2 separate regions of the Homo sapiens genome follow, and region 1 is linked to region 2. A link is a contact called in ENCODE Hi-C or POLR2A ChIA-PET data. All regions are on one chromosome and are shown on one strand. The core of a region is the stretch at or near the end of the contact, and the rest is flanking DNA. Distances in the headings are between cores, read along the strand shown. Region 1 overlaps EFCC1 (EF-hand and coiled-coil domain containing 1). Region 2 overlaps RAB7A (RAB7A, member RAS oncogene family).

Region 1 (6,854 bases), core at 3,165-5,664, 210 kb before region 2:
TTGATAGATGGATTGATAAATAGACAGATACCCGCGCAGACTCACAGTACAAGCATAAGGACTGCCAGTGTTTTTTGTTTGTTTGTTTGTTTTTTGAGACGGAGTTTCAATCTTGTTGCCCAGGCTGGAGTGCAATGGCATGATCTAGTCTCACCACAACCTCCGCCTCCCGGGTTCAAGCGATTCTCCTGCCTGAGCCTCCCCAGTAGCTGGGACTACAGGCCAGGCATTCCCTGCCAGCAGCTTAAGCACCATGAGTTTTGTCACTGTCTTTGATGTGCCTCTGAAATGATGAGCAACTCTTGGAAAATGCCAAACAAAACAAAGTGTGACCTTCCCTCAACTCACACAGCATCGGATTCTTGGAAAACCCTTTGTATATTAAAACCTTGTGGAAAACCCTGTGTTTATATATAAGACAGAGGTGGGCTCCAGTCTCAGATCATCATGACGAAAGTGAGGTTTGCGCAGCATAAATGTCCAGCAGGACACATGGAGCTCATGTGGGGTTTGGGGTGATGCTTGGTCATACAGGATCTGCCCAGAGCCTTGTTTCCCTGGCAGGGCCCCTCATGTGTCAGGAGCACCACCCTTCCAGTCACTGAGGCAAACCCTCCTCCCCACGAATTTCCAGAAAGTCCTGGGGGAGATACTGCTCCCAAGGAGATGCCCTGTTCCAGACCCCTCCCAGCTCTCATGAGGCCTTACATCCCACTGGCCACGGCAGCCTCACCCTGGGACTACGAGGTGCCCACCCCTGTGGGTTTGGACTTGGAGGCTGCCAGGTCAGCACACTGGACCATGCCCCAGCCTTCAGAAGGGTGGTGTCCAGGGTTCCCGTCTGCAAGTGCCCAGCCAGCCTGTAACCTTCCTGGCTCCCTCCCCTGGAGCCTCTGGGCTCACAGAGCCTTTTGAGAAGGGCATCTGGCCTGTGTCTGTTTAATCCTGGGCCAGCCACTCCAATAAGCGTGCCTTACCAAGTCTTTCACCTCTTTGAGACTCAACTTTCCCATCATTTTATTATTTATTTATTGAGACAGGGTGTTACTCTGTTGCCCAGGCTGGAATGCAGTGGCGTGATCTCAGCTCACTGCAGCCTCAACCTCCCAGGCTCAAGTGATCCTCCCACCTCAGCCTCCTCAGTAGCTGGGACCACAGGTGCAGGCCACCATGCTCAGCCAATTTTTGTATTTTTTGTAGAGATGGAGTCTCACTATGTTGCCCAGGTTGATCTTGAACTCCTGGGCTCAAGTGATTCACCCATCTCGGCCTCCCAAAATGCTGGGATTACAGGTGTGGGCCATCTGTCCAGCCTTCCCAATCTTTTAAATGGGAGTAAGTCACCCAAGCTCATAGGGTGCAAGTCAGGGCTAAATTAGGGATGTATGTGCCTGGCACAGAGTAGGCACTTAACAAATATTAACTCCCACACTCTGTTTACAGCTTCCTGCTTGTTCATCTTTCCTTTTCTGTTTCTCATTTTACCCCCTAAAACCTCAAATAAATGCATAAATTTCTGCAGTGCTGTCCTAGTGTTTTAATCTGGCCTGCATCGTCCAATATGGTAACCACAGTCACATGTAGCTATTTAAATTTAATCAGGCTGGTTGCGATGGCTCATACCTGTAATCCCAGCACTTTGGGAGGCTGAGGTAGGTGGATCACCTGAGGTCAGGAGTTCGAGACCAGCCTGGCCAACATGGTGAAAACCTGTCTCTACTAAAAATACAAAAATTAGCCGGGCGTGGTGGTGGGTACCTATAGTCCCAGCTACTTGGGAGGCTGAGGCAGGAGAATCGCTTGAATCTGGGAGGTGGAGGTTGCAGTGAGCTGAGATCATACCATTGCACTCCAGCCTGGGCAACAAGAGCGAAACTCAGTCTCAAAAAAAAAAAAAAAAAAAAAGTAAATTTAATCAAAGTTAAATAAAACTAAGAATTCAGTTCCTCAGTTATGCTAGCTACATCAAGTGCTCAGTAGCTACCTGTGGCTCACAGCTACCAGTGCAGCCAGAAAGCGTTTCCATCATCTCATAAAGTCCAGTTGGACAGTGCTGATCTACAACTTATATTAAAAGTTAAATAGTTTACAGTCATTTTTCCCAGAACTGTAGTTCTCTCTTGTTTGTACTACAATTATATGAATCTAGAATGTGACTGTTTATATAAACACAAAATATATACAAGTGAGGGTCCTGCTGCGGTCTCACATCCTCAAAGGAATTATTGGACTGATGAGCAAACCACTAAGACAAACACTGATGAGTGGACTGACTGGGCTTCTAAATCCCATGTGAGTGAAGGTAGCCAGCCCTCGCTAAACCTAAACCTACCCAGGACAAACTTAAAGCTGGGTCCCTGTCTTCATCACCCAAAAGGGTAGACTCCAGGTGGACTGAACACCTAAAAGATACAATTAAAACAAAAGAATATCCAGCAGAATACCCTTGTGACCTAGGAACGGAGGACCACTCAAGAATTCAAAGGCAAAAATCATAAAGCCAAAAGAATTTGGTGAACCTGATTACATCAAAGAACACACTGGGGCCAGCTGGCATCACTTGGTCAAATCATTTATGTGTCTCCACAAGACCCAGCAACCCCTCTCCTGGGACAGTTCTCACAGCAGGCTGCTGCACGGTGGTGTGGGGGAGGACACGCACTTGGTGTCATCTGGAGTGGCAGGCAGTTGGAGGCAGCCTAGTGTCCACCCCTGGGAGTGGATGGAGGAGTTTGCAGAGGGGAAAAGCAGCCAGAAGATGCACTCGCAGAACAACATTTGGGGTGGGAACTCCAGCGCCGAGTGGGGAGTCAGAGGCACAGTGAGACATGTGCCACAACGCCGCCAATGGGGTGCAAACAGACCCGAAAGACTCACTTCGCAAGAACACATCCCAACAAGAAGATACAGAGAAATCACCGGGGAGGGACTGCCTGAAGGGCAGGAAGGCGTGTGGGAACAAGAGGTGAGAGAGTCCATCCCTGCCCCTGCCCAGTCCCCTGCTCAGAATACATGAGGAATCCCAAGGTTGGAATTGCTGGTCACCAATGACCAGCACATTGTCATTTGACTCAGGGCTGGCATACTTATGCCATAAAGGGCCAGAGAGTAAATACTTCAGGCTTTGAAGCCCATGAGGTTGTTGTCAGAGCTACTCCACTCTGCACAGGAGCAGTCCCAGAAAATATGTAAACAAGTGGACATGGCTGTGTTCCAATAAAACTTTATTCATCGACACTAAAATTTGAATTTTATGAAATTTTCATATGTCATGAAATATCCCTTTTTTAGTTTTTTCCTAGCCATTTAAAAATGTAAAAACTATTCTTAGTTTGTGGATTGTATAAAAATAAGGGTGGAGCTGGACTGGCCCACAGGCTGTAGTTTGCTAACCCCGGATTTAACTGATGACTTCTGCTCCCTATGGAGACAATTTGTCTCCCTATGGAGGCAAACATGTTTAATGAGCCTGGAGAACTGAGGTCTCATCTTTACTCCCAAGGCCAGCCAGCACCTCTGGATTTCCTAAGATAACTAATCCTATTAGGTTATAGAATAATTGAAACCAAGCATCTGGCTGGGGATAAAAAGACCACCCTGAGGGGCACAGGGACCCTCTTGTATGGCCAGGACTGCATACTATATGGTAGCCAGGAGGGAGGGCTGTTATTTTCTTGCTTCAATGAGCAGCATTGATTTCTGTTGTTTGCAGCCATAACTTCCTGGCTGGTACAGCCTTGAGGAACTCACTTCACTTCTCTGAGGTTAACTTTCTTTCCAGTGAAATGTCTGCCTCACGGGGGTGGGCAGAATGTCTAGGAATGGGCCCCCAAGTTCCACACCCTAATTCTCAAAGCCTGTGAGTGAAGTGAGCCTGTCACTCAGAGATGGCATGATGTTCTGTGGCACAGCTGACCAGAAGACGGGATTATCCCTGTCTAATCACACAAGTCCCTTGAAATGCAGATAGCTTTCTGGGCTGGTGTAGAAGAGGCTGTGAGAGAGATGTGAAGTGTGAGAAGGACATGGGGCAGGTCGTTGCTGGCTGGAAGATGAAAGCAATGTGGGTGAAGGAATGCAGAGAGCAACCCCAGCTGACAGCCGGCAAGGAAATAGGGCCTCGGTCCCACGGCCAAAAGGAGCTGGATTCTGCCAACACTGGAACGGGCTTTCCCAGGGGGTCCAGACCCGGCCAAGGGTGCCTTGCTTTCGGCCTTGTGCGAGCTTGTGCAGAGAAGCCCGCCACGCCCGCCTGGACTTCCGGCCTACGGAATTATGAGGTCACAGGTGGGTGTTGTTTCAAGTCACTAAGAGTGTGGTGATCGGCTATGGTTGTGATAGAAACCAAATTCAGCCATCCAAACAACCACACCCCATCTGCTGTCAGCTCAACCCCGACTGTGGCCTTGTGCTCCCAGAGAGACTTGACTGGCCTGAGCCAATCATGAAGCCGCCTTCACGAAGCCTCAATCATGAAGCTTCCTTCAGATTGGTTTAGAAACAGGCATGTGATGCAATTCTGGCCAAAGAGAGGTGAGGGGAAGTCTGCCAGGAGGACCCGTGGATATGGCAGTGATGCCTGAGGCCATGGCAGCTCTCTTGCAACCATGAGGGGTCCTTGCTGACAGGCCAAAATGACAAGCTGAGGAAAACAGAGTGGAAGATGAATCAGGTCCTTGAAAACTTTACTGAACTGCCAAGGAACTGCTCTCCCCTGGACTTCTCACATGAGATAATAAATGTCCTTGTGGTTTAAGCCATTCTGAGTTGGGTTTTATGTTCTTGCAGCATAAAGCATCATCACTGATAAACCACTCACAGCACTGCTTGGGAGTGCAATAAGGTTGTACAGATAAAGTCCTTAGTGCAGTGCCTAACACCCAGTGAGTGCTCAAAAATGTTAGCTTTTGTTCCTTAATCAGTTCCGCCCCCTCCTGCCTCAGGCCCTGTACGAGTCAGGGTTTGACCAGAGAAGTGGGGCCAGTGTGTGGAATCCATCTACAGCCATGCCTGCAGCTGTAGCTCTGTCTCCAGGGCTTTATGACAAGCAGGTGGCCTGTGTGATCACGGGGGCTGGCTAAATGAGTCTGGAATCCACAGAAGGGAAGCTGGCAGGCAGGTGGAGCTCACGGGCACGGCTTATGGGCTTCCCCAGAGGCTCTAGACACGGGCGTGCCCATGAGCTCCACCTGCCTGCCAGCTTCCCTTTTGTGGACTTCAGGCTTGCTTAGCCAGCCCCCACAATCACACAGCCCACTTCCTTGTCATAAAGTCCTTCAGAAAGAGCTACAGCTTGTAGGCCTGGCTGTAGATGGATTCCACACCCTTCTGTCCACAGGTGGAACTTCTCTTTCACACAGAAGCCTGTTTGGCTCTTGAAGCCCACCCAGACCAGCCAGGATAATGTCCCTTACCTAAAGTCAACTGATGACAGACTTTAATCCATATGCAGAATACCTGTACAGCAACTGTAGCTTAGTGTTTGACCGGTTAACTTGCTGTAACCAAGGGAGCGGTCAAGGCATCACATCAAAGCCAGGGGGACGCATCAAAAGCCCATTACACCGCCTGGGCTCAGTTTATTCTGGAATAGATGAAAAATGTCACTGCTGTCTTTTTCTCTCTGCTTCCTATGCTCTGAGCCGCTCAGTGACTCAGCAAGTCTCAGGAAGCTGCAGAGCTGACAGGTCCCTCAGAACCCAGCCAGGCTACTTTGGGCCATCAGGCCACGGCCACGCTGCAGCACCTACTCTGGGAGGTCCTGGAGGTTCGCACACAGCGGCTTCCTTTGCTGCATGGCGTTTCCTGAGTGAAGCAGCCTTACAGGAAACAGAGAGCAACATGTGAAAACAAGAGAACAACAGCAGGAAGAACAGCTTGGGGTAGGGGGGCGGGATGCAGCAGAGGAAGGGCGGAAAATAAATCACAAGGGGTGGGGGGACAGTCCTCAGGGGTCCTCTGTGACTCCTCTCTGGTCCCTACCTGAATTCGGGAACCCCCCCAACTTTACTGAGCAGGGGATGGCGGTGGGAAGGGTGCAACAGGAGTGTGCGAGCAGACACGGACACTCAGCTCTCGGGGGCGCCGTGCAGGGTGTCAGCCTGGGCTGGGTGACTTCTAAGGCCCTGCCAGCCCAAGCTGCTGACTTGGTTCTTTAATTCACCGAAGGATGAAGTATTGAGCCAGCCACTGTCCTTAGCAATGGCATGGCCCCTGACCTCACAGAGCTTACCCCGCAACCTCCCCCCCCGAAGGAGCAGACCTCAATGAAGTCATCACAAAAATACATGAAGGACAGAAAAGTCCAGGGGCCGTGAAAGACGTTAGGAAGAGGCTGTAGATGGAGGTGGGGCCTCCCTAAAGAGTTGGGGTCTGGCAAGACCTGAAGGGTGAATGTGGATTGGTCAGGAGTAGGCTTGGGGATGGTGGAGGGAGCCGTATGCCCAAAGGGCCTGAGAAGGGGAGCCCTGGAGGGTCAGTGTGGCTGCAGGAGAGGATGGGAAAGGGCCTGGTCACTCACAGTCATGATGGTCACCAGAGGAGGTCACAGGAGAGTTGTGAGTGGGCGAGCCCGAGGTGGGATCTGGGTGTTGAAAAGATTAACCTGATGCTGTGTGGTCCGTGGTTCTGATGGAGCTGGGACACCAGTCAGGAGGCTAGGACAGCTGTCCAGGAGTGGTGCTGGGGCTGGGCTGGGTGGTGGGTGCGACTGGAGAGTAGCAGGTGGGTCTGAGCCACTTGGAGCTGAGACTTAGCAGGACTCCGTGTGTACAGGTGAGGAGGGCTCTTCACCTGCTCCTCCTCACTGGCCCCTCCTCACTGGCCCCTCGGCATCCAGGCTGGCTCCAACCTGC
Region 2 (5,922 bases), core at 127-2,626:
TCAAAAAAAAGAGAAAAGTTTGCCTAAACAACAAAAAAGATTAGCATGTTATATTTCATTTGTATTATACCTCAAAAAACAAAACAAATGAAAAACTCTTGACAAAAAGAGATCAAGAGAAAGACAATGAGAACACACACCAGAGTAAAGATTAAACCAGGTACTACCGCCCAGCTCTAAGCTGGTCACCTCATTCACTGCCATGCTAGATTTAAGAGCAAGGCTGGGTATACTTACTGCCCTAGATCCGTAACAGGCACTCAAACAGAGCCGGACGAACATGATAACAACTCAGATATAAGGATGAAGGGCAAAAAAGACAAATTTATTTCTAATGACTCCACTGCCTCTCGGCAGGCTAGGGCACTAAATGCTCCCTTGCCCAGATACAATAAACAAAGTCCACACATGTAGACTAAACAGGATCGGGACTGCTGGTGGTACTCATCCCTGTGCTCTCCTGGTTCTCCAATGTTCTACATGGAATATGTATGCATCTCTGTCAGTGGAGAAGTGACCCCATTCTCAAACAAACAAACAAACAAACAAACAAAAGAACACTTGGCATCCTCCCACACAGGAAGGAGTTCATGTCTTGTTCTAGTCATATGCGCGGAGGTTTTCTGTAGCTGAAATCCTAGACTGCACTCCTAGACTGCACATGTGATACTCTCCACATTCTCCCAAGTTCCTCCCCTCTACCCCGTCACGCACTAGGGCACTCTGGCAACAGCAGATGGGGTGACATGGGAGAGCAGGTTCACTGGACTTTACTGCTGCCCAACAGATTTAGTGAACCATCGATTCCTATTTTTAAGAAAATATTGCTGACAATTTCCTATCATTATAAACAACTCAGCAATGAACATTAGCATAGAGAGCTTTCTCTGTATGTCAAATGGCTTTTTTCAGATAGACTCCTACAAGCAAAATTACATAAGAACTCTGTTACTGTTAGGTGGAACCAATTCATCATCTGGAACTCAGATACACAGAGAAGGCAAAGTAATACATCAAAAAGAAGTCAACAAGTTGACGGGTTCCTAGAAAGTTACCAAAATTAATTTAACTTTGAATTTACAAAAGTAAAGGCCATATTTATCAAAACATCAACAAGTACAGTCCTATGGCTGACTGTGATTTTTAAATTTTTTAATATTTTAATTGAAATTGTTAACAGCGACCTGGGTTCTTGGAATCTTCCATGATAGAAATCAAGAGAGATCACCAGACACAATAGCAAAGAGAAAGTGAAAGTGTATTAGCTTATGCATAGTGAGCTAGCACTGCAAAAGGAAAGGGGCAGCTGTTCTCTGAAAGCAGTGTGGGAGTTAACTTTAAAGGGCTTTCCTGTGGGGAGGGGTGATGTCAGGATATGTATATAGGAGGGGTTTTTCTAGTGCATGCACAGTGGCTAAACATGCTTCTTCAGAAATTGCGTGTAGCACTAGCAGGTTAAATCTCCATCCTGGGTGTGACTTTTGGCATTAAAATGAGGAAAAGGTAACTATAAGTTGAAGTTGAAGTCTAACTGCACATGCTGGGGGCGGGGGGGGGCCCAGGGAGGTCCCTAGCCCCATGAAGCAGGAACTTGTGATAACAGTTTCTCGGGGTTTTTTGTTGCTGATTGTTTGGAAGTTAGGTAAGCTACAGCTTGAGTAAGGGGCTTTTATTCTTTTTCTCTAGACCACATCAAAACAGGAAACCAGCCAGCCTGCTTGTTTCAAAATGTTTTGTTTTCTCCATTTAAAATTATACCCTTATAACTGTCTACCCAATATTCTGATGTGACAAAAATTAACACTGTTATTTTTATCCGTTTTTTCCAAGAGTTAACCCTTCCCTCATTGCATTTTCTTCCTTCTTCACCACAAGTAAATGCTCCTGAAGAGATGCCTTACATAAACATTATCATCCTGTACAGCTTTTTGCAACTTGTCTTTTTTCATTCCCAAAAGTTAACAGTTATATAATATTCCACTGCTTTAATAGACTCACTTAGTTCCCCAGATCATTTGAGTTATTTGCAGTTTTTCACTCCCCATGCAAGGCTGCAATGATAACTCTCATTACAACTCTCTCATAATGTCCAGAGATAAGTTTCTCTAGGCCATACACTCAGACTCAGAACTCTGGATTGCTGCATATGTCTATGTTCAACACTGGGGAGCAGAGTGGCAGTTTCTACTGAAAAGGTTGTACTCATTACTACACTCCTACCATCAACCAGAGGCTGTTCCACTCCCTATATTCTAGCATCCACCAGGTTACCTACTGCTTGGATACTATTAGGCATTATCATCTTTGTCACCTGCTTGTGTGGTTTGTTCTTGTTAGTCTGGGAATCTTGTTATTTACATGTTTAATGTAATCTATTAATCAATCTTCAACATTTTATGATTTGTACTTTCTGTATTTTCAAATGCCAAAGGTGAAAAGTATTCACTATTTTCATTTTTTAAGTTTTCACTTTGTATTTTTTCCACCTTCAGGTCTTGAATCCTCTGGTTCCCCCAAGCTAGAATGTAAAGCCCTGTCCTGGTCCCACTTATTTACCCTACTGGCTGAGCGCAGTGGCTCATGCCTGTAATCCCAGGACTTTGGGAGGCCAAGGTAGGTGGATCACCTGAGGTCGGCAGTTCGAGACCAGCCTGGCCAACATGGTGAAACCCCGTTTCTACTAAAAATAAATACAAAAAATTAGCCAAGCGTGGTGGCAGGCGCCTGTAATCCCAGCTACTTGGGAGGCCGAGGCAGGAGAATTGCCTGAATCGGGGAGGCAGAGGTTGCAGTGAGCTGAGATCAGGCCACTGCACTCCAGCCTGGGCGACAGTGAGACTCCTGTCTCAAAAAAAATAAAAAATAGGCTGGGTGTGGTAGCTCACGCCTGTAATCCCAGCGCCGTGGGAGGCTGAGGCGGCCAGATCATGAGGTCAAGAGATCAAGACCATCCTGGCTAACATGGTGAAACCCCATCTCTACTAAGAATACAAAAAATTAGCTGGGCGTGGTGGCACACACCTGTAGTCCCAGCTACTCGGGAGGCTGAGGCAGAATTGCTTGAACCCAGGAGGCGGAGGTTGCAGTGAGCCAAGATCACGCCACTGCACTCCAGCCTGGGCGACAGAGTGAGACTCCATCTCAAAAATAAATAAATAAATACATACATACATAAATAAAATAAAATAAAATATGTACCCTACAACACCCTTCTCTCCATGTATTACCAGAGAGGTGCACCCTGTGCCCTCTGTTCCTGTGCTCTGTGTATTACTATACTAATATCACTGTTTAAACTACCACAAACTCACAATAAACTGTTCCCTGGAAATTTGTCATGCCTATTTGATTCCATCTAAGATACTAATCAATTTCAGATTCTTTCTGAACAGTATAGAGAACTTTAAAAAACAAGAAACACAGCAGTCACTAATCTTTCCCTACACATTAGATTACACAGTTCTGATCTTTGTTTCCTCATATTACTTTGGAAGTTACATACTCACGATTCCAAAAATAGATACAAGTATACTATTGAAGTGTTCTTCCTTCAGACCTATCTTCATGAAATCACTTTCTGCCTGGAGTTATCCTTTAGAACTTCTGCCACTAGCCCTTAAAGATGTACTCTTTCATTCAGGAGGGTTATTTCAGCAGAGACAGAACACTGTGCTGCCCATCTCTTTCTCAACATACCCCACTGCCTGCTGGGCTCTGCTGCTACTGCCAAGAGTCACCTGGCAGCCTCAGTGCTGTGCTTGTCAGGTTTTCCTCAGTCTATTTTTAAGTCTTTTTTTTTTAATTTCATTATGACTTACACAGAATTCTTTTTATTTATCCTTCCTGGAATTTGGGCTTCTTGAGTCAGTGGATTGGTGCCACACCAATTCTCGAAAATTCTCAGCAAATATCATCTTTGATCTATTATTCTCTCTTTACACCTTCTGAGACTGATTAAAAGTAGGTCCAACCTTCTCACTTTCACTTATTTCTTTCATATTTCCTGCCATTTTTCTTTCATTCTTCCAGCCCTTTTCTGGTGTGGCCAATCTGCTATGATTTAGCAGCATTCTCTGAATTTCCAAATTTCATTGATTGTGCTTCATTTTCTCCCCCTATCAATGTTAACTGTTTCGTTTCTTCCCTGCAGATAAACGATTATCTTATCTTTAACCAAAGCCCCTTTAGTGAGGTATGGCTGACATACAAAGGCTGCACACAAACCATCACTACAATGTAGGCCACAAACCTACTCATCAAAAGGTTCCCCCCATCCTCTTATTATTACTTTTTGTGATAAGAACACTTAAAATAAGATCCTCTTAGTAAATTCTTTCAAAAAATTTTTTTGTAGAGATGAAATGTGCTATTTTGCCCAGGCTAGTCTCAAACTCCTCTCTTGGCCTCCCAAAGCACTAGGATTACAGGCATGAGCCACCGCATCCAGCATGCAAATTTTTAAGTGTACAATACAGTATTGTTAACTACAGGCACTATGCTGTACACATCTCTAGGATTTATTCATCTCATATAACTGAAACTCTGTATCCTCCTTATTTCTTTAAATACAAAAAACACTCTGGAATTACCAGGGAAGTTTCCACTGGTTCTTTCTTGTGGTGCCTTGTTTTATTTTGATTATGTTTTACTGCAAGCTGCTAAAAGCCCTCGAAAAACACATGAGGATTCCTCAAGATCAGGATAATGACGCCTTTGTGCAGAGACAATGATTTTCATTTACTTCTAGTATCTGAAGCTGGCTGCAAGAGCACAAGGGTCATCCTTTTGCTTCAATCTCTTGGGAACTTGTTATCTTTTTCCACTCTTTCCTCATCTACATGAAATCACTTTCTGCCTGGAGTTATCCTTTAGAACTTCTGCCACTAGCCCTTAAAGATGTACTCTTTCATTCAGGAGGGTTATTTCAGCAGAGACAGAACACTGTGCTGCCCGTCTCTTTCCCAACATACCCCACTGCCTGCTGGGCTCTGCTGCTACTGCCAAGAGTCACCTGACAGCCTCAGTGCTGTGCTTGTCAGGTTTTCCTCAGTCTATTTTTAAGCCTTTTTCTTTTTTAGTTTCATTATGACTTACACAGAATTCTTTTTATTTATCCTTCCTGGAATTTGGGCTTCTTGAGAAGCCCACAGTGCGCTGTGGATCTCCTGATGGGGTTTACTTCAAGAGTGCAGCGCCCCAAGGTCCCAGCTTAGTAGTACAGACGGGACTGTTATGACAACCCCCGACCCAGCAGGGGCCGAACTCTGATTTCTGAATTCGCTGGCCCACATGGCTACCAAAACCACAGCTCAGCTGGAGAAGTTCTATTTTCCCTCAGCAAAAGGCAGTCTGAGTCTTGCTGTGACACATGGAGAATCTTCAGATGGGCCTTTACCCCAGCTCCCTGAAGTAATTCTACTCCCTTCTGCCTTCTGTTGAGAATTTGTCAGTCTGTTGTTCCTTTATAAGTCATGTCTTTTTTTTCTATAGTTGCTCTTAAGATTTTGCTTTTCGGTCTTCTACAATTTTAAGTCTTCTTTTAGAAAATTTGCTCAGCTCTTACGGCTTACTGCTTTTTTCAGCTCCATTTAATCTACAGTTTAACTGTTCCTTTAGCTTATTTCAATACTATGTTTTCACTTCTTGAAGTTCTAAGTTTTCCATATCCTCATTTTTTTATAGTATCCCTTTCCATTATGGTTTCTATTTCTTTTTAGAACATCTCTAGTCATTGTGAACATCTCTTGTGGTACATTATTTCCTCATGTGGTTATGAACTCATCTTCTCTCCTGCGGTACTAAATGTCCCTACAGAGTGGTCTTACCCTTGTTTTTGCCAGGAATGACAGGGATTTATGTTAAATCCTTTGAGACAAAGATTTCTGTACATGTGGAGAGTGGGACTGAGAATCTCCAACAACT

Evidence for each region. A loop is a pair of places that touch in the nucleus more often than their neighbours do. ChIA-PET counts read pairs that join two places held with the same protein, here RNA polymerase II (POLR2A). Pooled maps may share reads with other maps.
Region 1: a pooled map shows a loop between it and region 2 (3-fold over the local background). The contact joins two enhancer-like sites. A Hi-C loop is called at or near these places in 6 of 50 pooled maps. POLR2A ChIA-PET finds 5 or more read pairs at or near these places in 2 of 52 experiments (Panc1 and T-cell).

Annotation. Positions count from the first base shown.
Region 1 is chr3:129,014,816-129,021,669 of GRCh38, reverse strand. The region is part of intron 2 of EFCC1 (EF-hand and coiled-coil domain containing 1); the gene reads right to left. It also overlaps a transcript of CFAP92 not described here. Among named protein-coding and RNA genes, the nearest start is that of EFCC1, 17 kb to the right of the region's middle. RefSeq lists a silencer at 4,404-4,563 and enhancers at 4,165-4,666, 5,344-5,393, 5,414-5,523, 5,237-5,744. Within about 2 kb of position 4,414, at least 23 of the 41 ENCODE cell types and tissues checked have a DNase peak (open chromatin) inside an H3K27ac peak, as active enhancers do.
Region 2 is chr3:128,799,750-128,805,671 of GRCh38, reverse strand. The region is part of intron 3 of RAB7A (RAB7A, member RAS oncogene family); the gene reads right to left. Among named protein-coding and RNA genes, the nearest start is that of MIR12124, 44 kb to the left of the region's middle. RefSeq lists an enhancer at 1,149-1,268. Within about 2 kb of position 1,376, at least 14 of the 41 ENCODE cell types and tissues checked have a DNase peak (open chromatin) inside an H3K27ac peak, as active enhancers do.